2 separate regions of the Homo sapiens genome follow, and region 2 is linked to region 1. A link is an interaction called in ENCODE POLR2A ChIA-PET data of the cell type or tissue named here. Cell type or tissue: HepG2. All regions are shown on one strand. Each heading gives the region's core, and the rest is flanking DNA. Links, peaks and the distances in the headings are about the cores only.

Region 1 (14,620 bases), core at 6,621-14,620:
TGATGAAAATTGGGGCTCCCCACATCCCTCCCTTCTGGCTCCACCCTCTGCCGGGCGTGCCTGAAACTGGACACACACACACACACAGCACACACGTGTATATGCACCAGCCCCAGAGCTCTGGGGGCCAAGGAGCCAGGCAGGTGCTTGCTGCCCATTGGCACGGGCTCAGCTGGATCTAGCCCGGCCTCCTGCTCCTTGCCCCTACCAGCCTCTTTCTGCGGCCACCAGCCTCTTTCTTTCTGCAACTGAGGGACCAGGGCTCCAAGCAGCTGGGTTTGGTCCAGGTCTGGCCCTGTTTTTTGGGCTCCCTTCTGCCTGAGTTGGGTGACACTCCTGTTTGCAAGGATCCAGCTGTCTCAAGGGCCCTGGGAGGGGAGGCCAGGGGCAGCCTAGGGGACCAGTGACTACAGGGCAATTTGCAGTACCTGCTGGGGGCTCAGCAGGTAAGATGTCCCCTGCCTGCTGCTGTCTGTCATGGCTGTCTGGTGGCCATGGCCGGGGGCGGGCTTGTCATGCTGGGAACTGCTCAGAGGCTGCGGCCAGCCTGAGGCCCCTCGCCCTGGCGAGCCAGCCCCCGAGTGCAGACTGTCGCCGATGATTCTTGCCTCCTGGGGCATCCGTGCGGCCATGTGGGTTGGGCAGGACTGGCATTCTCCCCTCCCCACCGTTGCCATGGCCAGGGGCGGGCCCACCTCCCGAGGCTGTGCGGAGAGGACCCCAGGCTGCTGCATGTGAGCAGAGCAGCCGGTGTCTGGCCCGGACCCCTCTGCCATCTGGGGCCCGGCGTGTTTACAGGTCGGCCTTGCCCGCCAGACTCTGCAGACGCTGCCCCGGGGCCTTTGTGTCTGCACGCAGGGCTGAGCCACCAGCCGAGCGGAGAGTGGGGAGGGACACAGGTGGGGAGTAGGGGGAGGCCCCTGGGGGAATCAGGGAGGAGGGGCAGGACAGAAGAGAAAGGGGATGAAGGGTAACAGAGGAAGGAGAACAGCGTGGGGACAGGAGAGGGGCAGGGACTGGGGAAGAGGAGACACAAGGCAGGACAGGGCAGGGCAGCCCTTGGAACTGTGGGGCTGTCACAGGGATACCAGCCTGGGGGAGCAGCTAACCCCAGGCATCTGACAGGGACCTAGTGGGTCTTGGCCAAGGCGATCTGGTCAACGGAACTGGGGTTTTCCTGGCACCCACCATAAGCCCAGGCCTGCCCGTGGGACCTCATCCCACCTGTACCCAGCCCTCCCTGTATACACAGCTGGCCACCACCTAATGTAATCCCTCTGACATCCCACAGGCAGCAGTGTTGGTCTCTAGGGTCCAAATGAAACAGACCCCACAGGCGTGTCCCTCACACAGGACTGAGCATGGAATGTGCCCCTCCCTGAGTCTCTGACTCCCAAGCCTGGACTGACATGTCCAGGGAGGCTGCAAGGGTGTGTCCCCTGGATCATGGGCAGGGGGCACCGTGTGCAGCTGCTGAGGCTCAGGATGTGTGGGAAAGGGCCTGGAGTGGAGGAGAAGAGGCCTGCAGGGGAGTGGACAGTCCAGGGCTGGGACCAGCACCCCAATATGCATGATCCGTGGAAGATGAGGCTGGTCGCACACAGAAGGTGCTTACTCAGTGCTCGTCAGATGCCAGATGCTGGCGTAATCACCACAGGGGTCACACACCCTCCGTTAGGACCACCAGCAAGGCAGGGCCACCGTCCCACACTGTTCTTGCAGAGACGGAGACTGGGGATCAGGAGCCTGGCCCTACTCTGGCCTGCAGCCTTGGGGGCTGCTGGGGCTGTGGAGGGCCTCTGGGGTGCTGGCTTGGACTGGGGGAGCCATTGAAGGTCCATGGGGACCGGGACTCCTTCAGCAGCGTTTGTTTTTTAGCTGACTCAAAACTGCTCCCCTTGGAGGCCTTGGCCCAGGATGGGGAAGCCTCAGCCGGGCAGGTCCCTCGGCCTTGCCCACCTCTCATGGGCCTCACGCTCAGGAGGTGGCATCCTGCTGGCCACACCATGGCATTAGCCCCGTGCCTCACCCACACTTGGTGGCAATAACAGGAGCCACAGCCCCAACCAGAGCCGGCGGCCGCGTGGCCCCCTTGATACCCGGCACTGGCTGGTTTTCTGAAGGGACTCGTTCCTGTTCTGGGTACCCTGGGTTCTGGCTGATGGAGAGGCCGCCCTGTCCTTCAGGAGTGGGTGCAGATGTGGGTGCATGGGAAACCCAGACGTGAGACGGGTGATGGCTTGGCACCCCATGGCAGAACCATGCTGAGAAGCCACATCGGCCAGCTCCAAGACTGCCTAATGGACCTGGCATCCACAGCCTGAGAATGGGCCCCGGGGGACCACAGTGTGACCTCAGCAGCCTCTGCAGATGGTGGAGTGGCACTTTTTCTTCTCCCGAGAGGTTGAAGGGCATCAGCAGCGGCCCCAGGTGGCCTCCACATGCAGGTCGAGGGGACAGAGGTTTGTTCTCATGTCAAATACCCAGACGCCTTTTTAAATTTTTTTTAATGTTTTTATTTTCTATTTTTTTGGAGACGGGAGTCTCACTCTGTCTCCCAGGCTGGAGTGCAGTGGTGCGATCTCGGCTCACTGCAACCTCTGCCTCCCGGGTTCAAGTGATTCTCCTGCCTCAGCCTCCAGAGTAGCTGAGATTACAGGTGCCTGCCTCACACCAGGCTAATTTTTGTATTTCTAGTAGAGACGGAGTTTCACCATGTTGGCCAGGCTGGTCTTGAGCTCCTGACCTCAGCTGGTCTGCCCGCCTTGGCCTAAAGTGCTGGGATTACAGGTGTGAGCCACTGCGCCCAGCCTGATGCCTTTTTATACCCAGACAGAAGCAAGCAAGCCCTTACAATGGCCCTGCATTTGATCTTTCAGTCCTGCTGAAAATGCAGATGCTTCCTGACTTGCAGTGGGGTTTGTCCTGAGAAACCCACTGTAAATTGAAAATATTGTAAGTCAAAAAAGCATTTAATACACCTAACTACCAAACATCATATCTCAGCTCAGCCTCCCTGAAACGTGCTCAGAACACTTATGTTAGCCTCTAGTTGGGCAAAATCATCTAACACAAAGCCTATTCATGATAAAGTGTTGAAGATCTCCTGTTATTTATTCAACACTGTACTGAAGTGTGGTTGGTTTCTACTGAATTCATATCCCTTTGGGTTGAGAAATCTTAAGTTGGATCCTGGTAAGTCGGGGCTGTCTTTATGGACAAAATGCAGAGTGATGGCCCTCACGCGGCACCTCCCTGTTGGCTTTGAGCAGCACTCTCTGTCTGGGAGAAACTTTAGTGAGCATGAAGTTGAGCCCTCACCGTGATGAGGGATGGGACAGGGTGCAAGGACAGCCACCTGCTGTTGCAGGTTTCACCTGGGTGAAACACCTTCTTGATTCGGTTCAGATTTGTTAGGAGTTCCTGTGGGCCAAGCCCTGAGCCAGTCACATGGAGTCATCCCTCTTCCTGATGGCCCTGCTGAGTGCCCCTCCCCTGAGGCTCCCAGAGCCCACGGGGCTTGCCCTGGCCACCAGGCTGGCATACAGCAGAGCAGGGCCCTGGCCCCAAGCTGCCCCGCAGTAGAAACACCTCTGGGTTCCATGAACGTTGTCTCGCCAAGGTGTGGGGCCACCAGATCCCTCAGGGGCGGGGAAGGTCTGGGGTCTGGGCCGAGCCTTCCGAAGTCTGGCTGTGCAGTGGGTTCAGGCCCTGCCACTCAGACCCTTGCCGGGATGGTGCCGGGGTGGGCCAGGCCCCCAGCCCCAGTGCTCCTGGCAGTGGCCAAGGCTGCTGCCTCCTCAGCTCTGGCTTCCCTCCCTGGCCTGGTTGGTTGGGCACCTGGCCTCAGGCATGGCCCAGGCTGGGGGCCTTGCTCCCCACACAGTAGTGAGCTGAAAGCACTGCCATGTCCAGCTCTGGGAAGGAGCAGGCTCCCAGTTCATCCCGCAGCCTCGTGTCGCTGCTCCAGCTGTCCCGGGTACGACGTGCCCTTCTCCAAAAACACCTCACCCACCCAGCTGGGCTGGCCTCGAGAACTGGGGAGTCAGAGGCCCTTGGCTGTCCCTGAAAAAGGAAAACGGGCCTCCTGATGGGGGCTTCCTGGGCTCACCCAACACAGAAGGACCTCCTAGTGCCCGTGCGCCGGCAGGTAAACCTCTTTGGGTCCCCGTTCCCTCATCCCTGAAACATGGGGAGCACAGTTGCTCCTGCGCTGGCTGTGGCTGTGGGGGAAGGAAGAGCCGCTCCATTCCTGCGTTTGATCAGGTTGTCACGAGGACTGAGTGAGTCACCAGGTGTGAGGGGCTTTGGTGGGTGTGTCACAGTGGCAAAGCATTCACACCGGCCAGGTCCCCAGCTGGGAGCATGTGCCCAGGAGCCTGCGGTGTGCAGCTGGTCTAGCCCCACCGTGGAGCAGCCACGTGGGAGAGGCCCCGGGAACAGGCGAGGTGGCTGTGCCGTTCACACCCAGAGAGTCGTCAGGGCAACTGGTGACACGGTGATGGGGACAGTGGCACCTGCCCTTGATGCTGCCCTGTGTCACCCAGGCAGCCCCCACCCCATGAACACTGTGCAGGCTTTTCCCTAATTTCATTCTTGTTTTTTGATGAAGGCCCTGCCCGTGGCTCTGGATCGGCGGTCCCCATCAGAGGCCTGGGCTGAGTCCTCAGGTGTGTGAGTACCATCTTCCCCTGACCCGGCGGCCCCACAAACACCCCTCTGCCAGCCACAGCTCGGCCGCCCTGGGCCTTGGCCTCCCAGTCTGTGCAGTGGGGTTGGTGACGATCACAGGCTTCTGCTCTGTGCAGGTCGGGAGGGAGTGCCATGTGGCTGCACCCCCAGCCCAAGAGCAGCCTCGCTGCTGGACCTTTGGGTTCCCAATAAGATCTGGTGAAGACACATGGAGACCACTGCTGGGCGGGGGCAGGAAGGCGTCCCTGTGGCACCCTGGGGCCGCCCATCTGTTGGATCTGGAGGTGCTGCCTGCCAGGCTCTACTCTGCATCCAGCGAGTGTTTGTTGGGGGCAATGGGGCCCGTGCCTTTTGTCCAGAGGAGGCCGGAGAAGGGGACACAAGAGGGGAGTGGACAGACGGTCACCAGGCAGATAAGCAGGACGGGGCTCGGGGCTTGTTTGGGAAGTGGCTGGTGCTGAGCTTGGCTGGGGCAGGGCTCCAGGAGGGGCCGAGTGGGCCCCACCCCCGACCCTTGTCGGCAGGGCCCCGAAAGTTCCACGCTGTTGGGGGGGTGCCGTGGAAGGTGGAGCGGGGAGCAGCCTCCGATCCCTGGAGCAGGTTCCCCAGCGTTCCCGTGGCAGCCACTTCATGGCACAGTGGTCCCCGGAGTTCAGGCCAGGCCCTCGAGCCGCCTGTCTGGGGACCACTCCAACCTCAGGCAAATGAGGGGCGGCCCTCCCCGGGTCTGGGGGCAAAAGAAGGTTTTGAATCCGGAAGCCCAGGCTCAGTAGGCCCTTGCCACCTCCCCCAGAGGTCATGCCTCAGGCTAGGCCACCTGGGCTGCAACATGGGAGGGCATCAGTGCCCCAGGCAGCCCCCAGTCCCCCGGGGCCACTGCAAGACCCTTAGACGGGACGACAAGGCCTCTAGAAGCCCCGGCTGCTGGGAGCCTAGGCAGAAGAAGGGCCCACCTGCCTGTCTCTGGGGCCGTGCGCGGGGCGGGCACTGTGCTGCTTTTCCGGTGGCTCCTGCTCCTCCCGGCCCCATCACCACTCCCACCCGCGGCGGCCTTTGTCTTCCAAGCGCTCTGCAAAATGGCCGCCCGGCCTGCCGCCATTTTGTGGCTGAGGTGGCCGTGGCCTTGGAGAGGCCTGGGAGGGAGGGCGGCCATGGCCTGCCTGCCTGCCCTTGGCGGCCTGGACAGAGCCCAGCGCCGGCCCCCGCCCAGTCTGGCCTTGGCCGTGGCTGCCCCAGGCTTGGCACCAGCCAGCCTTTGGCAAGGCAGCCCGGGAGTCCTGGCCCCTCACCCAGCCCTGCCGGCCCCTCGCCACCCTGAGGCAGCCCTGCTGAGCAGACGGAGAAGCCTTGAGCCAGGGCCGGGCCAGTACAGCCTCGCTGGCGGGGGAGCCCTGGGCCGAGGGCAGCTCAGGCGGGTGTGGGGCCCACCTGGGCTCCCGGCACCTCTGCAGGGGTGACGCCTTCAGGCCTTGACGGCTGCACCTATCGCGCTCCTGGCCTGGCCCGGCCGGGAGTGGGTCTCTCAGTGGCCGGCCCAACTTCTGGCTTAGAGAGGGGCACCGCCATCCTCAGGAAGAGGGCAGGGCCGCACTCTGGCCAGGATTTCCCTGTGTTGGGGCCAGCCAAAGTCTCTGACACACAGGAGTGGAGGACCTGTTCCCTCCTGGGCCCCTCCACAGCCCCCACTCTCCTGCAGGCCCCATCCCCGCAACCTCAGCCATTCCAGACAGCATCTCCCTCCCCACCAGAGCCCCTCGGCCTCTCCTGAGCCTCTGAGCTTGCTTCCTGCCCCGTCACAGGCCCATGCACCTGCCCTTCCAGTAGCCAGAGGATCCCAAGTGGCACATTTCCGAAGGGACGGTCTCCAGGAACCCCCAGGGGCCAGGGTGGCTGCAGAGCAGCATCAGGGAGATGCTGGGTGTTGGCCGTGGAGGACAATTGTGCCCCTGGCCAGGCGGGGAGGGGGCAGGTGGACCCTGTGGGAGCCCTGTGGGAGCCCTGTGGGGTTGGCCACACATCGGTTCCTGCTATCCTTGCAACAAGATCCCCTGGAGGGCAGTGTGCCTCCTAGAAGAAGGCAGGAGAAATCACCACGTGAAGCAGAGAATGGCGTTTGATGAGTGTGTGCTTTTTCTAGGGGTCGACGCAGGTCCTCTGGGCAGCATGGGGTGGTGCCGGGTGGACCCCACGGTGGCCTGTGTTCGCCACGTGGCCGTGGGTCAGTTCCTCGCTGGAGGAGACCCTTCCCCAGACACCTGCCGGGCACCCAGCCAAACCCTTGAGGCCTGGGAAGGTCTCTGGATGCCACCCTACACCCCGCCCAGACTCCTCTCCCTGTGGTTCCTGGACAGAACATTCCGTCACCACGAAACGAAGTTTGCCCAGGCCCTGCCTTCACCCTGGGAAAACCCAGCCGGGCATGGGAAGGAGGAATGCTGCCCGCCTGCCCGCCCAGACCAGAGTCGCCCCACATGCCAGGCCAGGCCCGCATCCTCCTGGGGCACACGGGAGCCCCAGGCTTCCCGGCAGGAAAAGCCCCCCACCGCAGAAGGGCTGGTCTCTGGTGGGGAGTTGCTGCTGGGTGGGGTGACCACAGGGCGGGGTTCAGGCTGGGGTATTTTTAATGATGTAGTTGCATCTGGTCACCGCCCCCTGCCACCCCCGATTCTTTCCTGCCCTCCCCACCTTGTGACCCAGACTGTGGCTTGAATTAAGAATGTTTTCAGATAAGTACACGCCTTTGAGGTTAAAAGTATGCCTAATGATTAAACACCAGACAGAGATCCCCACAGGAGAAGAGCGGGCTCCGCATTCCTGCTTTTCCCCTTTGGACTCCAAGCAAGCCTGTTTGCGTAACCCGGGAGCATTAAAGAGCAGCTTCCCCGGATTCTCCCCACAGCCCTGGGGGCTGGCGTCCTGACCCATCATACGGAGGAGGCAGCTGAGGCCCAGAGGGGTTAACCTACCCCATCCCAGGCCCATCACTGAGGGAGACAGAGCAGGTCAGAACCAAGCCTGGCAGCCCCCAGGGCTGTGCCCCATGGACGCAGGTGTGTCTGCAGAGCAGGGTCCTCCCCTGCCAGTGCCAGCCCTCAGGTGTCTCGGGTGCTGCGTTACTCTTGTGAGCTTCCACGCTGACACCTGTGGCCACAATGTTGGTGTCTGCTGGACCTCTGGCCCTGTTCTAGGTGCAGGACATGTGGCCACAGCAGGCCTGGCCCCTGCCCCAGGGAGTGGACATTCCCTGAGCCTGCCCCCCACCCCCACTGAGAACTTAGTGGCTATGAGAGAACAGGAAAGCAGGAAGCTAGACAGGGCACAGACCCCCGACGGTGGAGACCCTGACCCGGAGCACGTGGGTGTCAGTTTTGGGGAAGCCAGACAGGGAGGGTGCTAACAGGAGGGCCAGTGAGGGGACCTTGGGACCCCAGACAGCCCTGGAAGGAAGGCAGCCCTGGAAGGAAGGCAGCCCTGGGGTCCGGGCCACGCTCCATCCTGGGGGCACCCCCTTCCCACCTGCGTGCAGTGTGCAGGGCCGGGGGAGGAGCCTGGATCTGAGGAGTGCAGTTCCAGTTGTGGCTTTGCCGCGGCGTCCCCATGGCATGCTGTTGGGGACCGTGAGACTGTGGGCGGCCTAGCTGTATTGCAGCCTGAGGCCAGAGGAGAGGTCAGTAACCCTTACCCGTCCCATCTTGATTTAAGTTTGATATTTTTAGATCATGGACGTTTCTGCATTGATTTTCTTTTTTAATTTTGCAATCAGATATTTCTGCTGATGGCTGGGTTTTTGGTCCTTTTAACATGCTTCCCACACCTCGCCCTGGTCCCTGCCCTGCTGCGGCCGAGCCAGAGCCGCAGGCTGCCCCGTGTGTGTCTCGTTAGCTTTCTGGGCCGTGTTTGCAGGAGGCCCGCCTCCCGTCCTAGCCCCCGGACGCCACCCCTCCCTGTCTTTTTCCCAGATCCATTGTTGGCACGGCTTGCTGAGCAGAGACACTGGCCGCTTTATGGGGAGAAACCCAATCAGGGTGGCGGGGGTGTGCTCCTTGGGGGGGTCCGGCTCCCAGTGGCCCTGAGCCAAGCCCGAGGTGACTTCGGGGTGACACCGTCTGTCTGCCTCACTTGCTCCAGACATCCGCCCGGCCCTGAAATGGCCACCTGCCCACCGAGGCCTCCGCACACCTGTCCTGGCTGGCCCGGCCCCTCCCCCGCCTGGGCCTGCCGGGCACCCTGCCCACGGGCAGACACCGTGGGGCCGGGGCAGCGCCCGGGAGGTGGCAGCTGGCAGATGGCAGAGCGCCTGCCGACTGCTCACTCCCCGTCAGCTCTGCTCAAGGAGCACCGTTTACGCTGCATGGCCCTCCCAGCCCTCATCCAGGCTGGCTGCGAAGGGTTTCTCTGGTCTGTCTCAGGAAGCCTCCTGAGAAAGGGGAGATTCCTGCTGTCTCCCCAGGCCTGAGCCCCATGCTCACCCCCAGGGCTGCCAGGTAGGTGGGCCTGGAGATCACCCCCGCACACACCCCACAACACGTGCAACTGGCCTTCTCCCCACCAGCTCAGAAATGGCTCCATGAGTGGGTCACGAAGCTGAAACATCAGTCTTTCCCCACCCCACACCCCAGAAAGCCCTGGTTGTCGGCTGGAGTTCTCCTGATTGCGTGCAGATCCTCCTGCGGTGGGGGTGGAGCCCGCTGAGGTCACAGCATCTGTGTCCTGGTCCTGTGGAGCACAGCAGGGTTGGGTGTGCAGGAAATGTGTCCATACACCCTCCTCAGAGTCCCCCGGAGCGGGCACTGCCACATTCAGGCTCCCTGACCACTGCAGGCCTGGGTGGTCCAGATGCGAGTCCTAGAGCCTTGCGGGCAGAGCTGGGACTCACCAGGGAACACAGGGCCCTCAGGGGAAAGGAGCAGGAAAAAGCAGGGTGGTTGTGCCTGGCAGAGGGACAGGCCAGGGCAATGCTGGGAGCAGAGGCCTGCCCGGGACACTTGCTGCTCTGGGAGGCTGGAGGGGGAGCCCGGGCTGCGGGCATGCTGGGGAGGGGCAGAGACAGTAGAGAGGGTGTCAACAGTGGTAGACGGCCTAGCTGGCTGGGAGCGTGGGCAGGGCTGGTGCTCAGGGAGGAGGAGGGAAGGGCACCCCCCACCCAGTGTCCCCACAGGCCCCTCAATAGCCTGGTGGGTGACTCTCCCGGTCCCCAGCAGGGCTGCTCTTGCTCGAGGTCACACGGTACAGGGCTGCAGGGAACCACGGTATGTCTGCTCCCATCCAGCGTCTTGGGCTCAGCCCCGGGGACCCACATCCCTTCCTGCCTGGATGCACCTCCCTGGCCTTTGCACCCCGTGCGCACCCTGCAAGGGCACTCCTGCCAGAATGGGCTGGCGTGAGGTGAAGTTTTCATTCACTGGACAAGACCTTGCCGAAGCCCTGCAGCCCCAGACTGGATGCTGTGGGCCCCTCCCGGGGGTTTCCGCTCGTGGGAGAACCCCAAGCCTTCCTCGTCCTGGGTCCCAGGGGAAGCCACAGCCCCCCTGGACCCTCAGCATCCTCCTCGGTGCAATGGGGGCTTAACCCCTCCCTCCATAGTCCAGCCACCTGCTGACAGGCCAGGCACCCGGGAAAGCAGCACCAGGCTGTCCCCCCTGTGCATCCTGCTGCCCTCCTCTGGGCCCTAGAGCATCCAGGCACCAGCCTGGCAGGGCACAGGCTTCCCAGCAGGGGGACATGACCACTGACCACTCAAGGACAGGCTTGGGTCTTGGTCCCCTCTGACCTGGCATTGTCCAACACAGGGCTGGCCACGGAGGCCATTCCACATTCCATCCAGGCCCTTACAGGGGTGGGTGAGCCACTAGGCGAGAGACGGGCCAGGCTGGAGTGTCGGTTCTGGTGCGGGACGGCTGGGCAAGGCCCAAGGTCACAAAGGGGTTCAGAGCTGGGTAAGGCCACGTCTCTTCCAGAGCTGACACTTGTCACTTTTGTTTTTAAAACCCAACAGGTCAAGAAGTGGCGCTGACCTGGAGCCCCTGCCTGGGGCTGGCCTTCCTCACAGTGAGCTGGGCCTCCTGCCATCCTGGCTCTGGAGGTAGGAGGAGCCGTGGGAGGTCTGATAGGGAGGGAGGGCTATCTCAGAGCCAGGCCACTCCCGGTCCTCTCCAGGCCCCACCCTCAGGCACAGAGGTCCTTAGGTGGGGACTTGATGGTCTCACAGCCAAACCTTCGCCCAGGCTGTGGCCTCCCCTGAAGCCATGTCTCTTCTTGTCTTCCCGCCACTCTTCCAGCAAGCTCCCCCCGTTGGCCCACCTCATCTGCCCACTGTGCACTTGGGGCATGGTGATCTTTGACCCTGGTGGTGCACCCCTCAGGCTGGACAGGGCCTGAAGGAGCCGTGGTTCATTGCAGGGCGTCTGAGTGGAAGAGGCTCAGCCTCACCTCCACACCCTGAAGACTCACTCTCTGGCCCTGGGCTCTGTTGTGTGCACCGCCTGTCTGCAGGGCCCAGCCTGCCTCGAGCACTCCCTGGGGACAGAAGCTCCTGCGCTGGCCTCTCCTGTCACCTAGCCACCGGGCATCCTGGAGTGCAGCCCTCATGCCCCGAGGCCACCTGCCATCGCCCAGGATGACTCAAGATGCCACCTGGGTAAGTCTAGCCCAGAACGAGAAAGGCCGAATGAGGGAAACTGAGTCACATCTGCTTCTCCCAGGTGGGGCTGGGGGCCCAGGGGGAGGGCACTTGTGGTGACGACCAGGGTGGACTAGGGGCCTGTCTCCCATTCTGTCTCTGCCACACGTTATAGAGCCCGACCTGTGGGCTGGGTCCCCCCATGGTGAGCACTGTAGGCTCTAGGAGGCTGAAGTCCTGGCCTGGGGGACCTGTGGGGGCCAGGCTGGGGCCATTGGAATCAGTATGGTGGTCCCCACCTGCACTCCAGCTCCGATGGCTGATGACGGGGGCCCTGGCAGCTGACCCCTTGCCTCAGTGGGGAGACCACGGCTCACGAGGGCATGAGACCTGCCCAGAGCATAGCCCAGAGGCCGGCCTGGATTCTCACAGCTCCGCCCACTGGGCTGTCCTGCCCCACCCCCTTTTTAGCCTGCTGGGACCATGAGTCAGAACCCAGTAGGTGTGAGGGGACCCAGCCAGCCCAGGTGGCCAGTCCAGCCTGAGGGGGTGGGGGTCTCAGAGATTAAGTCAGGAGCCCAGAGTGCGTGCTTAGGGTGCAACCCACCCCACAGCCTCCCCCAAGGCACCTCCCGGGGGTGCAGATGGGGGCAGACGCAGGGACACTCAGGGTGGACCACCTGACTGGGAGCTGATCATGAGGTGTGCGACAGCCTGAGTCAGCCTCAGCTCAGAGGAGCTGGGATGGCCTTGATCTTCCCCCTCCGGCCACTCACCACAGCTGGGAGGGTCCAAGGAGACCCTCAGCCACTGTCCCTTCAGCCCTCACCCCACCCTGGCTGGCTCTGCCCGGACAGTCCTTAGGGACATCTTGGTCCTGCCCACCAGCCAGGGGACCCAGAATTGGAGCAGGGGAGCAGGACCCCCAGACCCTCTCATACCGCTTTTGTTCTGAGGCCTTGAGGGAACACGGGGTCTTCGCGACCCCAGGCGAGATGATGCTGGGACAGAGGAGGGTCGGGCTGCATCGGGGCCCTCCTGGTCCCCACTCCTGGGTGAGTCAGCATCTCAGTCTCCAGTTCTGGGTGGGCGGCACCAGGTGTGAGCCTCAGCGGTCTCCTTGCTGGCTAAGGACCTGGGATTTGCTCCAGTGCCCCTCGGGAGGGAGTAGGACACGTGCCCAGAGAGCAAGCAGACCCCCTCCCCGACCAACTTCTGAGAGCAAAGACACCTAGAGCTAGAGATTCAGCACCCCCTGAGCCTCAGTTTCTCCACTATGAAGTGGGATCCGTGATCTCAGCCTTACCAGGGCTGTGAGGATTAAATGGTCCAGCCCAGCCTGGGGCCTGCCTGGAGTAGGCAGCCTGCTCAGGATGGGCTGTGGAAGGAGGGCTGGGGTAGACCTTTCAAGTCCACTTGGGCATGGGGAGCTGAGAGCTAGCATGCCGTTTAACTTGGCAGGAAGCAGGCCGGGCGCAGTGGCTCATGCCTGTAATCCCAGCACTTTGGGAGGCTGAGGCGGGCGGATCACGAGGTCAGGAGATCAACACCATCCTGGCTAACACGGTGAAACCCCCTGTCTACTAAAAATACAAAAAATCAGCCGGGCGTAGTGGCGGGCGCCTGTAGTCCCAGCTACTCGGGAGGCTGAGGCAGGAGAATGGCGTGAACCCAGGAGGCGGAGCTTGCAGTGAGCCGAGATCGCGCCACTGCACTCCAGCCTGGGGGACAGAGTGAGACTCCATCTCAAAAAAAAAAAAAAAAAAAAAAAAAAAAGCTTGGCAGGGAGCAGGACATTTGGACCTCACTCTGCTGCCCCCTTGGCTGTGTGACATCCAGGTCACGTTGCCTCTCTGGGCCTCGGTCTCCTCACCTGTTTAAGAGGGGTTGACAGTCGTATCTGCCCCCTCAGCTTTTCCCCAGGAAGGTGGTAGCCACAATTAGCATTTGTTGAGGCTGACCCTGCACCAGGCCCAGGATAGGCGGGGCTTAGGGAGGCCCGTCTCTCGCCACGTTCCCCTGCTAGGGGAGCCCCGAGGCCCTCTCAGTGTCATCCTCATGCTACACTCTGTCCCAGCCCTGTGCGTCCCAAGCTAGGGCACTGAGTGTGCCAGCACCCGCAGGGACAGGCACTGGACCCTGGGTGGACCTGAGGGTCTGTGACTACCCCCCCAGCTGCTCTCCCCTAGAGGCCACTTCCCTCAAGGAAGGAAAGAACCTTCCCGCCACCTCCTGCAGTGCGGTCAGCTCAGGCCAGCCTGCACAGCAGGGCCAGAACCAGGGCCCCTGGGGAGGGATGCCTGCCTGCCCAGTGGGAGGAGACGGCACGCCCGTGAAGCCGCTACTCAGCCAGCCTGGGGGCCACGAGTGCTGCTTCTGGTGGCGCTGTGCGGGGAGGGAGGGGGCCGAGCAGGGTGGGCACTCGCATGCCTGTGTCTTGCTGGCCTTCGACAGATGACAGCCCTCCTCCTAGGGTCTCCAGTGCAGAGTTCCTTGGGGACATTATGGCCACTCCTGTCCAGATGAGAGGGAGCCGGCTGCCTGTGACAGCGTCGCAAAATGCCGCCAGGGCTTTCCCTCCCTCCTCCTTTCTCTCTTCCTCGTCCCTCTCTGGTTGGTGGTTTCCTGCAGGCTCCCGTCCCTGCTGGTGCTGGCCACAATGTCCCCACTCCCAGGGTTTCGGCGTCCCAGCCCCCTGCGCCCACCGCGCCTGCCCGCCAGAATCCCTGTGCCCTTGGTGCGTGTGGCCTGCCGAGCCTCGAGCCCCTGTTCTCCTCAGCCCTCTTTCCTCCCGCGTCCCCAGGAGGTGCCTCTGGAAGCCACGGAGTCCCATCGGCACCAAGACCGACTGCCCTTTGGGGTGAGGTAGTAGGTTGTATAGTTTGGGGCTCTGCCCTGCTATGGGATAACTATACAATCTACTGTCTTTCCTGAAGTGGCTGTAATATCTGCGGTGGACAGAGCGTCTGGAACCCTGGCTGGGAGCGGGCAGGGCCAGGTTTGGGGGCAGCCTTGGCAGCAGTCGGGGGCAGGGGCCGCCTACACTGAGAAGTCTGACAGGCCTAGGTGCCACTTGCTGTGTGACCTTGGACAGGCCCCTGATCTCTCTGGGTCTCAGTTTCCTCCTCTGTAAAATGGAGGCAAATGAGGATGGAAGGAGATGCAGTGTGGAGCATCGAGGGCAGAGGAGAGCTGAGCCGACCCCACCCTCTGCCCCAGCCGCACTGAGAGAGGCGATCCACGCAGCTGTTTGTCTGACCTCTGTCTCCCAACACTCCCCAACACTCCCCCCGCCATCAGGCCCAGGCT
Region 2 (14,733 bases), core at 2,556-10,555, 170 kb after region 1:
AGGAGTTCAACACCAGCCTGGCCAACATGGTGAAACCCTGTCTCTACTAAAAATATAAAAAAATTAGCCGGGCATGGTGGCATGGGCCTGTAATCCCAGCTACTCGGGAGGCTGAGGCAGAGGAATTCTTGAACCAGGGAGGTGGAGGTTGTAGTGAGCTGAGATAGTGCCACTGCCTTCCAGCCTGGGTGACAGGGCAAGACTCCATCTCAAAAAAGAAAAAAAAAAAATTAGCCGGGCGCAGTGGTGCACACCTGTAATCCCAGCTACTAAGGAGGGATTCTCCTACCAAGGCAGGAGAATTGCTTGAAACCTGGAGGCAGAGGTTGCAGTGAGCCAAGATCGTGCCATTGCACTCCAGCCTGGGTGACAGGGCAAGATTCTGTCTCAATTAAAAAAAAAATGATAAAATGAGCTTTGGGTAAGTTTTATCTTTCAGCTTTTGTGTCTTTCTAACTCTCTAAAATAAATGTTTTCTGTGAATATTTTTAAAACGAATGAATAAGAAGCAGGAATATTCCTATCGTGACCAACTTCAGGGCTCCTCTTAGGGCAGAAGAAGCCGATGTGGAGCAGGTCACCTGTCAGGAGGAACCTGCCTTTTCTTTCTTTTCTTTTTTCTTTTTTTTCTTTTTTGAGACAGAGTCTCACTCTGTCGCCCAGGCTGGAGTGCAGTGGCGCCTGGGTTCACGCCATTCTCCTGCCTCAGCCTCCCGAGTAGCTGGGATTACAGGCGCCCACCACCACACCCGGCTGATTTTTTGTATCTTTAGTAGAGACGGGGGTTTCACCGTGTTAGCCAGGATGGTCTCGATCTCCTGACCTCATGATCCGCCCACCTCGGCCTCCCAAAGTGCTGGGCTTACAGGCATGAGCCACCACACCTGGCCTTTTTTTTTCCTTTTCTCTGTCACCCAGGCTGGGGTGCAGTGGCACGATCTCAGCTCACTGCAACCTCTACCTCCCAGGTTCAGGCGATTCTCCTGTCTCAGCCACCCAAGTCTCAGCCGCCCAAGTTGCTAGGACTACAGACATGTGCCACCACGCCTGACTAATTTTTGTATTATTTGTAGAGACAGAGTTTTGCCATGTTGGCCAGGCTGGTCTCAAACTCCTGCCCTCAAGTGATCCACCCGCCTCAGTCTTCCAAAGTACTGGGATTACAGGCGTGAGCCATCGCGCCCAGCCAGAACCTGCCTTTTGATGTTTCTTTTTTGGAAATGCAGCATCCCTAGCCCTAGAAAGTGTGCCTTGGGTGATGTGTATTTCATTTCTTCGTATGAAGAAAGTTATCAGCCAGGTTATGCCTTCTTTGGGTTAGAGTCCAGAAAATACTCAGTGTTCTACAAAGAAAAACAAATCTGGATTTATTTTTATTTTTTGTTTTTTGAGACAGTCTCTCTCTGCCATCCAGGCTGGAGTGCAGTGGCACAATCTTGGCTCATTGCAACCTCAGCCCCCGGGTTCAAGTGATTCTCATGCCTCTGCCTACCAAGTGGCTGGGACTACAGGCATGCACCACCACGCCCCACTAATTTTTCTATTTTTAGTAGAGATGGGGTTTTACCGTGTTGGTCAGGCTGGTCTCGAACTCCTGACCTCAGATGTTCTGCCCGCCTCGGCCTCCCAAAGTGTAAACCTGGATTTAGAGCCACCTTTGTTAGAATGATCCAAGGGCTCCGTGAGGACTTGTTTTGCTTTTCCCATTTCAGTATGTAAAATGGACCAATGACAAGAGTCTCGGTGGCATCGAGGGCTGCCTGTCAAAGCTCAAAGCAGCAGATCCAACCTTTGGTGAGTAACGCCTTCCCTGGGTGGAGGAGCCCCGCTTCACACATCCAGCCCCTCTCTTTCCTTTACCACAGGGACACAGTTGGGATGGGGAAGGCAGGTTGGGTGGCAGCAACCAGGGTGGCATTTGCACAGAGGGAGAGAAGATGACAGCTGCCTTTGTGTCTGGAAAAACAGTCACTCCCATAAAGATGCCAGGTTCTATCAGAAGGCATTTTTCTCATCTTTTCTTTAATTACCATCAATTCGGGAATGAAGATGCTGATCTCATTTCTCAGATGAGGAAACTGAGGGTTGGCAAGAGTAAGACTGTACTTAAAGCCACCCAGCTGGTGGTTGACCCCTGGGATTAGATAAAGCTTCCTGAATCCAAGGCCCAGACCCCTGGAACATGAGAGGTGGCTGCTGCAGCCTCCGTCAGGGGACCAGTGAGGCCTCATCCAGAGTGGCCAGGGTGAGGTGGTGACAGAGGCTGGCATCCAGGCAAGCCATGTGTACAGCGGGCATGGGGAAGCCAGCACAGTGCATTGCAGGTGGGTGGTCCCGTGGTGCGGCAAGGTTCCGGGCCTGGGAGAAGGTCTGATGAGGGGACAGGGCTCTTGTCAGTGCGGCAGGGACACCCTTCTCACCCTGCTGCAGCCTAGTCAGACTTAAGGCAGGGGACTTGTACTGCCCTGGAGAAGACAAACAAGGAAATAACTGGGGGAGAACGGGGGAGCCAAACCCAGTCATGGGGAGCCAGGAGCCAGGGGTGGGCTCGGACTCTCTGAGCAGACCTTGAGCCCTGATCAGGGGGCTTCGACCACCTGAATCATCAGCTGGGCTGGGCTGGGCTCGACCATCGGAATCACCAGCTGTTTTCCAGGGTCCACATGGGTGGTCCTAGCACACTATGGTTGGGTCCTGGGTCCCAGGCCTGAGCCAGTGACCAAGTTCCAAATGCCAGTGGACACCCTGGCTCTCCCACAGTGGGGCCTGGGGGCCTGCACTCCTGCCAGCAAGGCTGCTGCGAGGGCCACAAGGCACTCACCCCCACCCTAACTTTTAGCATGTGTGAGCAGCACAGATGGGATCATGACTTCTGTGCTCCGGGGCCTCCTTGGTCCAGCCCCTTATGAGCAGCATCCACTGATGCCTCCCGGGAGCCGTGTGCTGGCTGTGGCGGTAGTGTCAGCTGATGAGCCTGCAGGCAGCCTCTAAGTGGCTCATCCATTGAAGGGGGAAGGTGCTTTAGACACTGGCACTCAGCAGAATGCCCTCACTAGAAAAATGTTCAAGGGTGCCTTTAGGCTTGCAGTTCCCTCCATGCTTGACAAGAGCCGAGGCTGAGTTCTAGACAGTAGGCAGGGCCACAGTGCCCAGCCTGCTGCTGCCTGGCTGGCCCCTCCTGGGACGTGGGGTGTCTCTGTGACATGTGGAGTCTGGGCTGGGATGGGCTGAGCTGGACCATCTGAACCACCAGCCGTTCTCTAACCTCCCACCAGTGATGGGCCACGCCATGGCTACTGGCCTTGTGCTGATTGGCACTGGAAGCTCCGTGAAGCTGGACAAAGAGCTGGACCTGGCTGTGAAGACAATGGTGGAGATTTCAAGAACCCAGCCGCTGACAAGGCGGGAGCAGCTGCACGTGTCTGCAGTAGAGACATTTGCCAATGGGTGAGGGGCCTCCCTGGGCTGGGAGCTGGCACCCTGAGGCTGAGCTGGGGGAGTGGCAGGGTATCCCTTTCCTGATGCCCTTGGGACGGGGGCGGGGTGGGAGAATGCTTCTCTCCCTGCCTCCTGAGATGCTCTGATGGAAAATCGCATCCTGTCTGCTTCCCTATTCTTGGTGGAGTGCTGAGTGAGGAAGCAGTTGGTGAAGATTCCCAACTTAGTGTCCAAAGTAACTTGCTTTGTTTCATTAAGTAAATTATATATTATTTTCCTTACAAAAATAATAGGGTCACACTACAGAAATTACTAGGTTAGGGAAGAGAGAAGAAAACATGCTTCTTCTAGTGAGAAATAAACAATCAAATCAAATCTTCACCCATAAGTTCCTTGCTCTTGCACTGACTTTCACATCATCCCCCCGCTGTTCCTATGCTGGTTCCCTCATTCTCCGGGACAGCCCCCATGTCTGCTCAGGCAGGCGAGATGCCCTGCAGAGTTAGGCGACCCTAGCCGATTGTGCAGGGACTCAGGGATTCCGAACCCTGAGACTGGGGAGGTGCGGCCTGGTCTTCCTGGTAAGTCAGCCCAGGTGTGGGTTCCACCTCAGAGACTTCCTGTGGCTGTCTCACGGTCTCCACTGGGATTATCTTTGGCAATTTGTTAAACCAGTTTTTTTTTTTTTTTAAATTGAACTAAAGAGTAAAAGTTCCCACTGGGTTTTCAGTTTGTTTTCTGATTCACAACCTAACATAGAAAGTGATTTTTTTACATTTATTTATTTAGAGTTTTGCTCTTGTCGCCCAGGCTGGAATGCAGTGGCGCAATCTCGGCTCACTGCCTCCACCTCCCGGGTTCAAGTGATTCTCCTGCCTCAGCCTCCCGGGTAGCTGGGATTACAGGCACATATCACCACACCCTGCTCATTTTTGTATTTTTAGTAGAGATGGGGTTTCACCATCTTGGCCAGGCTGGTCTTGAACTCCTGACCTCGTGATCCACCTGCCTTGGTCTCCCAAAGTGCTGGGATTACAGGCATAAGCCACCGCACCCAGTCAGAAACTGATTTTTAAAAAAACACATCCATGTAGACCATGACACTGGTGAGAAACAATGCCTCTTACACTCCCTGTGTGGGTGGACTATGTGTTCAGCGTTGGTGAGAAATCTTTCTCGGTTTCCAGGAACTTTCCGAAAGCCTGTGAACTATGGGAACAGATTCTCCAGGACCACCCGACAGACATGTTGGCCCTGAAATTTTCCCATGATGCTTATTTTTACCTGGGCTATCAGGAACAGATGAGAGATTCTGTTGCTCGAATTTACCCCTTCTGGACACCTGACATCCCCCTAAGCAGGTATGTGCCAGCTGGAAATCACATTATTTCTGTTTCTTAATCTCTCTTTTCTGCCCTAAAAATATGGTGACTCTCTTGGCCCTGTCCTAAAAATAATGGGACCACTGTTGCTATTCTCCTAGTTCCTTAAAGTTCAAAGGCCTCATTTTCTTCACTTGATTTTCATCCCACCTGTGAATGAGGTAGTACCATTATGTATCAGTCAGCATGGGATTGTTTTTGCTGCAGTAATAAACATCCCCTGGTTCTTCTTCCCCAAAGCTTATTACAGCAAAGGTTTATTTTTCACTCATACTACGTGGCTACCTTAGAAGGGCTGAGGGCTCTGCCACCATGTCCTTGTCTCCATCTGGGATCCCAGCTGATGAAGCAACTGCCCTCTGGACATACCTGTCACTAAGAGGGAAAAGCAAGCTTTCCTTGGGGGGCTTACAATGGCAATTAAAGGTTTAGAATGAAAGGATACCCTGCCACTCCCAAGTCATTGGCCAGAACTGATCACATGACCTCACCCACCCACAAGAGACCAGGAAGTACAGTTCTACCGTGTGCTTGGGAAGAGAAGAAGGCCTGGAATGTGCATGAACAGCCCCAGTGACCACCACACAGGACTGACTTCACTGCAGCTTCATTACAGAATAGTTGTGAGGTTCGGACAGGTTAATAAGCTGTATTATTTAGTCAGCACTCTCCAGAGAAGCCCAGAGAGCTCTGAGACAGAGAGAGAGATGGAGATTTATTTTAAGGAATTGGCTCATGTGAGTGTGAGGGCTGGCAAGTTCAAAATCTGTAGGGCAGGGCAGCAAGCTGGAAATCGCTGCAGGAGTCAGCATTAGTCTTACATCTGGAGGCAGTCTGCAGGCAGAATTTCTTCTTCTAGGGGCCTCCGTCTTTCTCTTAAGGCCTTTAACTGATTGGATGAGGCCCACCCACATGGAGGGTAATCTGCTTTACTCAAATCGCATCTAGAAATACCTTCACGAGACTGGGCACAGTGGCTTATGCCTGTAATCCCAGCTGTTTGGGAAGCTGAGGCGGTAGGATTGCTTGAGCCCAGGAGTTTGAGATAAGCTTGGTCAACATGGCAAGACTCTGTCTCTACAAAAAGAAAAAATAAATTAAAAAAGTTAGCCAGGCATGGTGGCATGTGCCTGTAGTTCCGGCTACTCAGGAGGCTGTGGCGGGAGGTTCCCTTGAGCCCAGGAGTTTGAGGCTGCAGTGAGCTGGCGATCATGCCACTGCACTCAGCCTGGGCAGCAGAGCAAGACTCTGTATCTAAAAGAATATATATATTAAAAATATATATATTAAAAAAATATATATAAAATACATATATTAAAAATATATATTAAATATATATTAAAATATATATTAAAAATTATATATTAAAATATATATATTAAATATATATATATATATAAACATATATATATATAAAAAATACTTTCACCGCAACACCTAGACTGGTGTTTCGCCAAACAGCTGAGCACCACGGGCCAGCCAAATTGACAGATAAAAATTAACCGTCATGAAACCTAATAGTACCTGACACACAGCAAACATACAATAAATAGCTTAAGTGTTGAGGATTAAATGACCCCAGTAAACAATACATATATATACATACACACACACACACACACACACACACACACACACACACATACATTTTAAAGATAACTCTGGAAGCCAGTGCTTAAGAACATTGCTTCAATGAATAACAAAAGCTAGAATCAGTCTTCTTGCAAAGTAATGAAGCTAACATCTTAGTCTCAAACAGAAGCCCTATTGCCCTATTTTGTTTTCACTTAACCCCGAGAAACCACAGGAAAGAAAACTTGTTTCATGTGTGACCACCCTAGATACTCGGGTGCGCAGTTGCAGATGAGATTGGAAGTGTGGGCGGGACGCAATGGCTCATGCCTGGAATCCCAGCACTTTGGGAGGCCGAGGCGGGTGGATCACCTGAGGTCAGGAGTTTGAGGCCAGCCTGGCCAACATGGTGAAACCCCGTCTCTACTAAAAATACCAAAATTAGCTGGGCGAGGTGGCATGTGCCTGTAATCCCAGCTACTCAGGAGACTGAGGAAGGAGAATTGCTTGAACTCAGGAGGCGGAGGTTGCAGTGAGCTGAGATTGTGCCACTGCACTCCAGCCTGGGCAACAGAGCGAGACTCTGTCTCCAAAAAAAAAAAAAAAAAAAAAAAAGAGAGAGATTGGAAGCGTGCAATTATTCAGCAGTGTCTTCTAGCCCATCCTGGGCTGGGCCTGGGCTGAGGCTGAGTTGGACAGACAGGTCCCAGCCTGTGGGAGCTCCAGGTCTGGGGAGGACCCGGCCATTCACTGAGTGCATTCCAGGCCGGGCAGGGGACTGTGTACAGCACTGCAGAAGTCAAGGAGGAGCTGTTGACAGCCCACAGGTCACGGAGGCTTCCCAGGGAGGTGCCCCTGGGTCATGCCTCTGGGTGGATGTCACCATGCAGACAGGAGCGGGAGGAGACCCTTGTTACTCTCAGTGGAGACCCGTGTTGATTCTTAGAAGGTGGGATGCTAATTGAGGAGCAGGGCCGCTCTCCGTGCTGGGCTTGGGGATGATTGTGCGGATGTAATGTTCACCTTGCCCCTCACCAGTCAGAAGCATGGAATTGCTGACAAGCACAGAGCTTGGCGTGGGGTTGGAGGTTGCATCAGTCTCCTGCGGTTGCTGTAGCGAAGGGCTGCAAACTGGGTGGTTTGGAGCAGCAGACAGGTACTCACAGCTTTGAGGGCCAAGAGTCCCATCTAAGGTGTCAGCAAGGGCAGTGCCCTCAGAGCCTCAGGGGTGGGTCCTTCCTGCCTCTTCCAATTTCTGGTGGTGCCCAGAGTTCCTTGAAGTCCCTTGGCTCGCAGCTGTATCACTCTGCCTTGGTCTTTACCTGCCGCCTTCCCTCGGCATCTGTGTCTTCACACGGCCCTCTTGTAAGGACACCAGTCATTGCGTTAGGGCCCACCCTAATCCCGTATGACCTCCTCTAAACTTATTACCTCTGCAAAGACCCTATTTCCAAAAAAGGTCACATTCCCAGTGCTGGCAGTTAGGACCTCAGTGTATCTTTGCGGGGACACAGTTCAACCTGCTACCCATCCATCATTTTGTATTCTGAGATCTTTTTTTCTGTTTTTAGCTATGTGAAAGGCATCTACTCTTTTGGCTTGATGGAAACCAACTTCTACGACCAGGCAGAAAAACTCGCCAAAGAGGTAAGTGGGTCCTTCCTAAGGTGCCTGACCCCTCAGGGAGTAGCCGTTGGCTGGACCAGGGCATATGAGGGGCACCATTCGTGTGTGACCCCGGCGAACCCCATCCCTGGTCTCACTTCCTCAGAGAGACTGGGGAGCTCATGTTAGTGTGAGCAGCTGCCGCCCGCCAGGGGCTGTCATTCACCTGTGGCCCCCCCAAAGTCCCCAGAGCCACGTTCCTTGGCTAACACTGGATCCACGTCTACAGATGAGGTTGATGGGGTACGGGGAGCCTGTGGTCAGCCTGCTCACTTAGGGTTGCACAGAATGGCAGGTCTGGGCTCCCACCAGCTCTGCCTGGCTCCGGAGCCCACACTGCCCTGCTGGGACAGGACTTTGTAGGAGGAGAAGTGTAAATAAGCGTTGGCTCTTCCTTCCTGAACTTCGCATTTCTAAGCATCACTCACGGCACCAGAGGTTCAGGGAGCTGAGTGATGATCGCCAGTCATGATCATTGCTGGGTGCCCATGTGTACCTGGGCCCAGGGCTGGGTGGCAGGCTGCAGCTGTCAGGCCTGGGGCGCGAATGGTCTCACGCTCTGGGGGTCCCTCTCCTCTACTCCTCTTCTTGCAGGAGTGGAAACTGAGGCCCATGGAGGGGCTGCCATGCACAAGGGAGTGACAGCTGCTCCTGTGCCCGGCTCTGTGTGGCACTTCATGTGTGTCTGCTTGCATCCACACAGCTCTGCCCACGTGATGTCCAACTCCTTGTTGCCCAGATGAGGGGCCCAAGGCTCAGAGGCCAAGGCTAGAGCCTGCCTAAGACCACATGGCTCAGAGATGGCAGAGCCGGATTCTACCCAGGCTACCTGGCAATGGCTGTCCTTTCAGCTGCCTGCTCCAGGCCCTGCCTCCCAACATCCTGGCTGGGGTTCTTCCCCCAGTAGTTGCCCTAGTCGGCCTGCAGCATCCTCTCTGGGAGACAGCATTGGGGCCCAAGGGTCGCTGCGCTCTCTGAAGACTGCTCTGATTACAGAATCCGAGACTTGAGGCTTGAGTGATGTGTTCTTTGCTTTAACTCTGAGTCAGGGCAGGTGGGGGACCCGAGTGGCTTTCTGACAGTCTTGGTTCCATGGCCTGGGTGACCAGACAGCACCATCCAGGGGTCAGCTGTAGGAAAGTCCCTTGGAGACCATGGTAGCTGGGCCCTCCTGTGGGTGGCATCCATCTGGGCACCTGAGAGCTCCTGGGACATTTGGAGAAGCTCTGGACAAGGGTAGCTGTGGCAAACCAGATGTGGCAAGTCCCCCGCACTGAGGGTGGCCAAAAAAACATGCAAGCCCATGCCTTGCAAGGAGCAAGAAGTGGTGGATAGGGTCCCCTCCCTTCTCCATTGCTCCCCTTTCGCCTCCTGTCCCTTGTGTTGCAGGCACCAACTCTTTGTCTTCAACACCAGCACCCCACAGACAACTACTGGGCAGGAAAAGCAGGCTGTGATGGGGCCAGGAGTGGTAACACATGGGCTCTGTGTCTGCAGCCCCAGGCTGGTGAGGGTAGGAGGAGCCAGGGCAGGAGCAGGCAGGCGGCAGGCACAGGCACAGCCACAGAGCTTGGGGACCTGGAGCTCCATCCAAGTGGCTCAATGGGTGGAGGCTTAGGGAGGAGGCGGCAAGCCAGGGCTCCAGGAGCCAGGGCTGTAGAGGGGCAGGTGAGGACTGGATTCTGCTGGGCCTTGTAGCCTGGGAATGCAGTTTGGACTCCTTCCCACGGAACCATGGGAGGGCTCCAAGAGAGGGAAGATGCCAGTCAGCTCATCAGAGCTGGTGACAGCCACCACCCTTCACTCCTGCCATTCGTGAAAGCAGCATGCTTAGCAGGGTCCCGTCTCGGGGCCCCACGCCCGCCCTGCTTAGACTGTGCCCAAGTGTCCTGTACTCAGAGCCCCTGCCCAGGGGTGCCCACGGTCCCCTACAGACACACTTTCTTTCCCTCTGTTCCCACATGGAGTGGGCTGGGCCCACAAAAGCTGAGTGGTGGGCAGGGAGGCAGGGCTTGCTGGGGCCGACCTCCTGCCAAAAGCCTCACAGGAGGTGCTGGGCCAGGGCAGAAGAGCTTGGGGCTTCTGGACCCCTATGAAAGGCGTGGGGAGACTGAGGCAGTGGGGCTGGCGGGAACTCATGATTTGGCATGGGGGACCTGGGCACAGGCCAGGCAATGGGGCTTCTGTGAGCCTCAGTTTACTGCTCCATTTTCTAAGCTCTGACTGTGGCTGAGTAGATGCTTAGCAAACATGAGCTGAACACATAAATAGAAGAAAGAAACGGCTAGGAGGGGAGGATCATTCCATGAGTCCTGCCTGCCTCGCTGGTCGCTGTCAAGCTCACAGGTCATGGGAGCGGCTGTTGTCATGAACTGTGATAACCTCAGAGCCAGCTGTTTCTGCACCCAGAAAGCCACGTGTCCTCACATATATGGTAGTGGGAAGAGGCAGTCACAGCCACTGGAGGACTTGATAGTTCACACCACGTTCACATGGGCAGTAACCACTTCTCTAAGAGAAAGGCAGCATCCGTGGCCTTCCAGGCAGGCGGCAGCTGAGGCCCAGAGAGGGCGGGTATGTTTTGCAAGCACCTCAGCTGTATGCAGAATGCTGTGGGCTTGGGTCTGAGCCCTGGCTTTAGAAAGATCCTGCTGCTGTCCAGCTGGGTGAAGTCGCATAGCCTCCCTAAGACTCAGCTTCCTCATCTGTGAACTGGGCAGTGAGACCCATGAGCTGGTGTGCCCGGGCAGGCAGGAAGTGGTGCTAATTGTCAGTGTTTTGAGTCAGAGCCCCGCCCCCCCACTTGCTCCACCCCGTTCAGCCCAGGCCCCTCTTGCCCCTTAGAGACCTGCCGTCGCCTGCCCCGGCAGCCTGACTGATCTGCTTTATCTGGAATCCTCTTCCCCGCACCCTGCGTAGGCTTTATCTATTAACCCGACAGACGCATGGTCGGTGCACACCGTCGCTCACATCCACGAGATGAAAGCAGAGATCAAGGATGGGTTGGAATTCATGCAGCACTCAGAGACCTTCTGGAAGGTATGATGCTTGTCAATGGGTCACCTCCCTGGGAAATTCAGTGCATCCCCTTGAGTCAGGCCAAGGCTTTATGGACAAGAGTTACAGGGCATGGCTTAATTCTCGGGGTTCCCTCTCCTCCTCCACCTGCACCTGCCTCAGGTGTTTGGCTGCTGAGCAGAATGCAATCAAGATTCCAGTCCCCACCCCAGGCCCATACCTTGCCCTAGGGACTCCACTGAGGGTCCAGCCCAGACTTCTCTGTCCTTACAGGGCCTGGTCAGGAGGAGCGAGCAGCCTCTTCAAAGCACATGAGCTGCACCATGACGGGGACCCTCTGTGGGATGTGGAAACGCAGAGGAAGCATTAAACTCAACTGGGCTTGGGGGGACAGTGGCTAGGGAAGGCATCCTGGAGGGGGCAACCTCTGAGTTGGCTACTGAAGGATGAGCAGGTGTGTGCCACACAGAGGGGGAAGATGGAGGGCATCCTAGCCCGTCACTAGCTTGAGCAAGGCCTCCAAGGCCTACAGTGGCCTGTGAGGGAGAGGAGAGCTGCTTACTTTGGTGTCCTAGAGCCCAGGTACAAGGCGGACATGGGCTGTGCAGGAGGCCTTGTCAGTCCCTCTTTCCAGGGGAGGCAAGGTGGTGTCCAGGCAGAGGCAGAAACGCCTGCAGAGGCCTCAGGGAAGGAAAGGCTAGCACCATGGTGGAGGTGGGCCCTCTGGACAGACGGGGCTGCATCAGGTGAGCCTATTGGGCTCAAGGGAGATGGGGCCTCCCCTGGGACAGGGACACAGCGTCGCTCACTCAGCGTTTACTGAATACCTGCTTTGTATTTGGGGCAGCAAGAAATCAGGGAAGGGTGTGCACTTGGCTCCCAAGCAGGGGCCATGCAGTCTGAGCCTTGCTGCGGAGGATCCTCGGGCCTCCAGATTCGGCTCTGTCAAGGGGGCAGTGGTCAGGTTCCCTTCTCAGGGACACTGAGGTTTGTTTGAGGTTTCTGAGTGCTGGGCACTCTAGCTTGTTGAGGATCACGAGTCCAGTCTCCTGAGCTTGGAAATACCCTAGCAGGGGCCAGCTCTGAGCCCAGCACAGGTCCTACTTTAACACTGCTTCATACTGAGGGCAGCCTAAGGTAGCCACCCACATACCACCCACTCCCCTGGCTCTCGGGGCTTTGCCAGCACCTGTTGGAGTGTGGCCCTGGGCCTGTTGATCTCTGCAGGTTTTTGTTTTTGTTTTTTTTTGAGACAAGTTCTCTCTCTGTCGCCCAAGGTGGAGTGCAGTGGCACAATCAGGGCTCACCGCAGCCTCGACCGCCTGGGCTCAAGCGATCCTTCCACCTCGGCCTCCCAAATAGCAGGGACTACTGGTGCGTGCCACCACACCTGGCTAATTAAAAAAATTTTTTTTTTTTAGAGAGACAGGGTCTCTTCCCTATGTTGCCCAGGTGGGTCTTGGACTCTTGGGCTCAGTTGATCCTTCTGCCTCGGCCTCCCAAAGTACTGGGATTACAGGCATGAGCCACTGTGCCCGGCTGATCCTTGCAGTTTTATCCAAGTGCCCTGAGCTGTTTAGGCACCCATGGGCCTCGCACCTCCCTGTGGAGTGGTTCTGTTAATCCTTTTCTCAACTTCACATGTGAGGAAGGCAAAGCTGGAGTTGCTGAAGTAACTTCCTCTGCACCGGTCCTGGGGCTGCTGCTCCCCAGCTCAGGCGAGTAGGTTGGGAACCTCCCCTAGCCTCAGTTTCCTCCTTGGTAAATGCAGCATAATTTCTTCACCGCCCTTCGGAATGGAAGAAGATTATGTGGCCTGGAGGCACCTAGTGCAGAATATTGTTTCCTGCACTCAAAGATGATGGTTTCTGTGGCTAGGCGCGGTGGCTCATGCCTGTAATCCCAGCACTTTGGGAGGCTGAGGCGGGCGGATCACCTGAGGTCAGAAGTTCGAGACCACCCTGGCCAACATGGTGAAACCCTGTCTCTACCAAAGATACAAAAATTAGCCGGGTGTGGTGGTGCACACTTGTAATCCCAGCTACTCAGGAGACTGAGGCAGGAGAATTGCTTGAACCCGGGAGGCAGAGGTTGCAGTGAGCCAAGATCGTGTCACTACACTCCAGCCTGAGCAACAGAGCCAGACTTAGTCTCAAAAAAAAAAAAAAAAAAAAAAAAAAAGATGATGGTTTCTGCATTAGCACAAAACAACATTTGTTTTTTTCCCATAGGCCTTCAGACTTTTCATAAATTCTCTTTTTTTTTTTTTCTCCAGGACTCTGATATGTTGGCTTGTCATAACTATTGGCACTGGGCTTTATATCTGATTGAGAAGGTAAGGTGACCATCTGTTTGCACTGTCTTATCCTATAAAGATGTCTAGAGGGAGAAAGATTTTTCTAGCTTTTGCTATGTATTCACATCCGTTGGAGCCCTGATGCAATGGAGCATTAACATTTCCAAAGAGCACTCTAGGCTTCAACCTTTTTAGGGATTTTTTCACTGTGGAGGCCTGGAAATCACATCTGTGGTGTATAACTTGCAGAGACCATTCAGAGCGAGTGCCTGTGGCTGGAGTGGAGAGCCAAGCCCCAACTCCGCAGGGTGTACCTGCCTGGGCCATGAGATCTTCCAACGGGAGCCAGGCTATGGGGCAGCTGCTCAGGACACCCTTGACCCCAGTGATTCCGCCACAGGGTTCCATGTACAAGACTGTCACTTGCAGTGCTCCTTATCGTGCACAAAAGCTAGAAGCTCCCTGAATGTCCATAAAGTGAGAAATGCTGAGAACATGAGGGCCTTGTCATGACATGAGAATGTGATGATACAGTGTCTGGAAGACAGCACAGAACCCAGCTAAATGTACAGGAGAGGAAACATATGCAGAAAAGAAAAAGGCAGCTGGGCACAGTGGCTCATGCCTGTAATCCCAGCACTTTGAGAGGCCAAGGCAGGCAAATAACTTGAGGTCAAGAGTTTGAGAGCAGCCTGGGCAACATGGTAAAACCCCATCTCTACTAAAAATACAAAAATTAGCCGGGCATGGTGGCGCCTCCCTGTAGTCCTGAGCCTGAGGCATGAGAATCGCTTGAACCTGGGACGCGGAGGTTACAGTGAGCCGAGATTGTGCCACTGCACTCCAGCCTGGGTGACAGAGTGAGACCCCATCTCAAAAAAAAAAAAAAAAAAAAAAGAAAAAGGCTAGAAAGAAATACATGAAAAAGCTTGCAGCAGTTAGTATGAGCAATACCTATATTAACTTTCCACTAGGAGAGAGAATGCTTCCACAGCAACTGTTTCTTCAGTGGTGGCGGCACAGGTGCTGCTGTGCTTTCTACACTGGGGAACCAAAGCCCCGGTTGGAAGCGGGTTCACCTTCTCCCATCCCGAATGCCACCAAGACACCGTCCGTCCACCTCTGAGAGGAGGTGGAGGCCGGAGACCATGTGCTCAGGGGTCTTTGGCCTGGCCGTTCTCAGTTCACGTGCCAGCATTACACTTTGCCTTCTCCAGGGTTTAATAAGGAGAACTTTATTCTTCCAGGGCGAATATGAGGCCGCGCTGACCATCTACGATACCCACGTAAGTTGCATTCACACCGTGTTTGGTTTGTTGCAGCATTTTGCCTTTGAGTCTCAAAGAGACCAGATTTTTGAGT

Evidence for each region. Peaks named below come from ENCODE experiments on the same cell type or tissue, not always from the same donor. Only the 100,000 strongest peaks of a DNase experiment are listed, where the experiment ranks them.
Region 2: POLR2A ChIA-PET joins it to region 1 with 11 read pairs; 3 of 35 experiments call an interaction of 5 or more read pairs at or near these places.

What each region holds. Positions count from the first base shown.
Region 1 is chr22:46,098,580-46,113,199 of GRCh38, forward strand. It overlaps LOC124905135 (collagen alpha-1(III) chain-like), which reads left to right. Exons shown (of 2, transcript XM_047441696.1): 2 at 1-14,620. The coding sequence starts at 4,901. The coding sequence ends at 6,010. It overlaps MIRLET7BHG (MIRLET7B host gene), which reads left to right. Exons shown (of 5, transcript NR_110479.1): 4 at 10,688-10,774; 5 at 11,185-14,620. MIRLET7A3 (microRNA let-7a-3) reads left to right here and starts at 14,170; the gene lies at 14,170-14,243. RefSeq lists enhancers at 6,078-6,592, 12,198-12,731. In HepG2, for the core only: no CTCF peak of the experiment used is centred there; DNase peaks (open chromatin) are centred at 7,512 and 10,802; H3K4me3 peaks cover 1,222 bases.
Region 2 is chr22:46,270,623-46,285,355 of GRCh38, forward strand. TTC38 (tetratricopeptide repeat domain 38) reads left to right here. Exons shown (of 14, transcript NM_017931.4): 3 at 1,713-1,794; 4 at 3,276-3,447; 5 at 4,626-4,799; 6 at 7,964-8,039; 7 at 10,977-11,096; 8 at 13,351-13,410; 9 at 14,619-14,657. Among named protein-coding and RNA genes, the nearest start is that of TTC38, 10 kb to the left of the region's middle. In HepG2, for the core only: no CTCF peak of the experiment used is centred there; no DNase peak of the experiment used is centred there.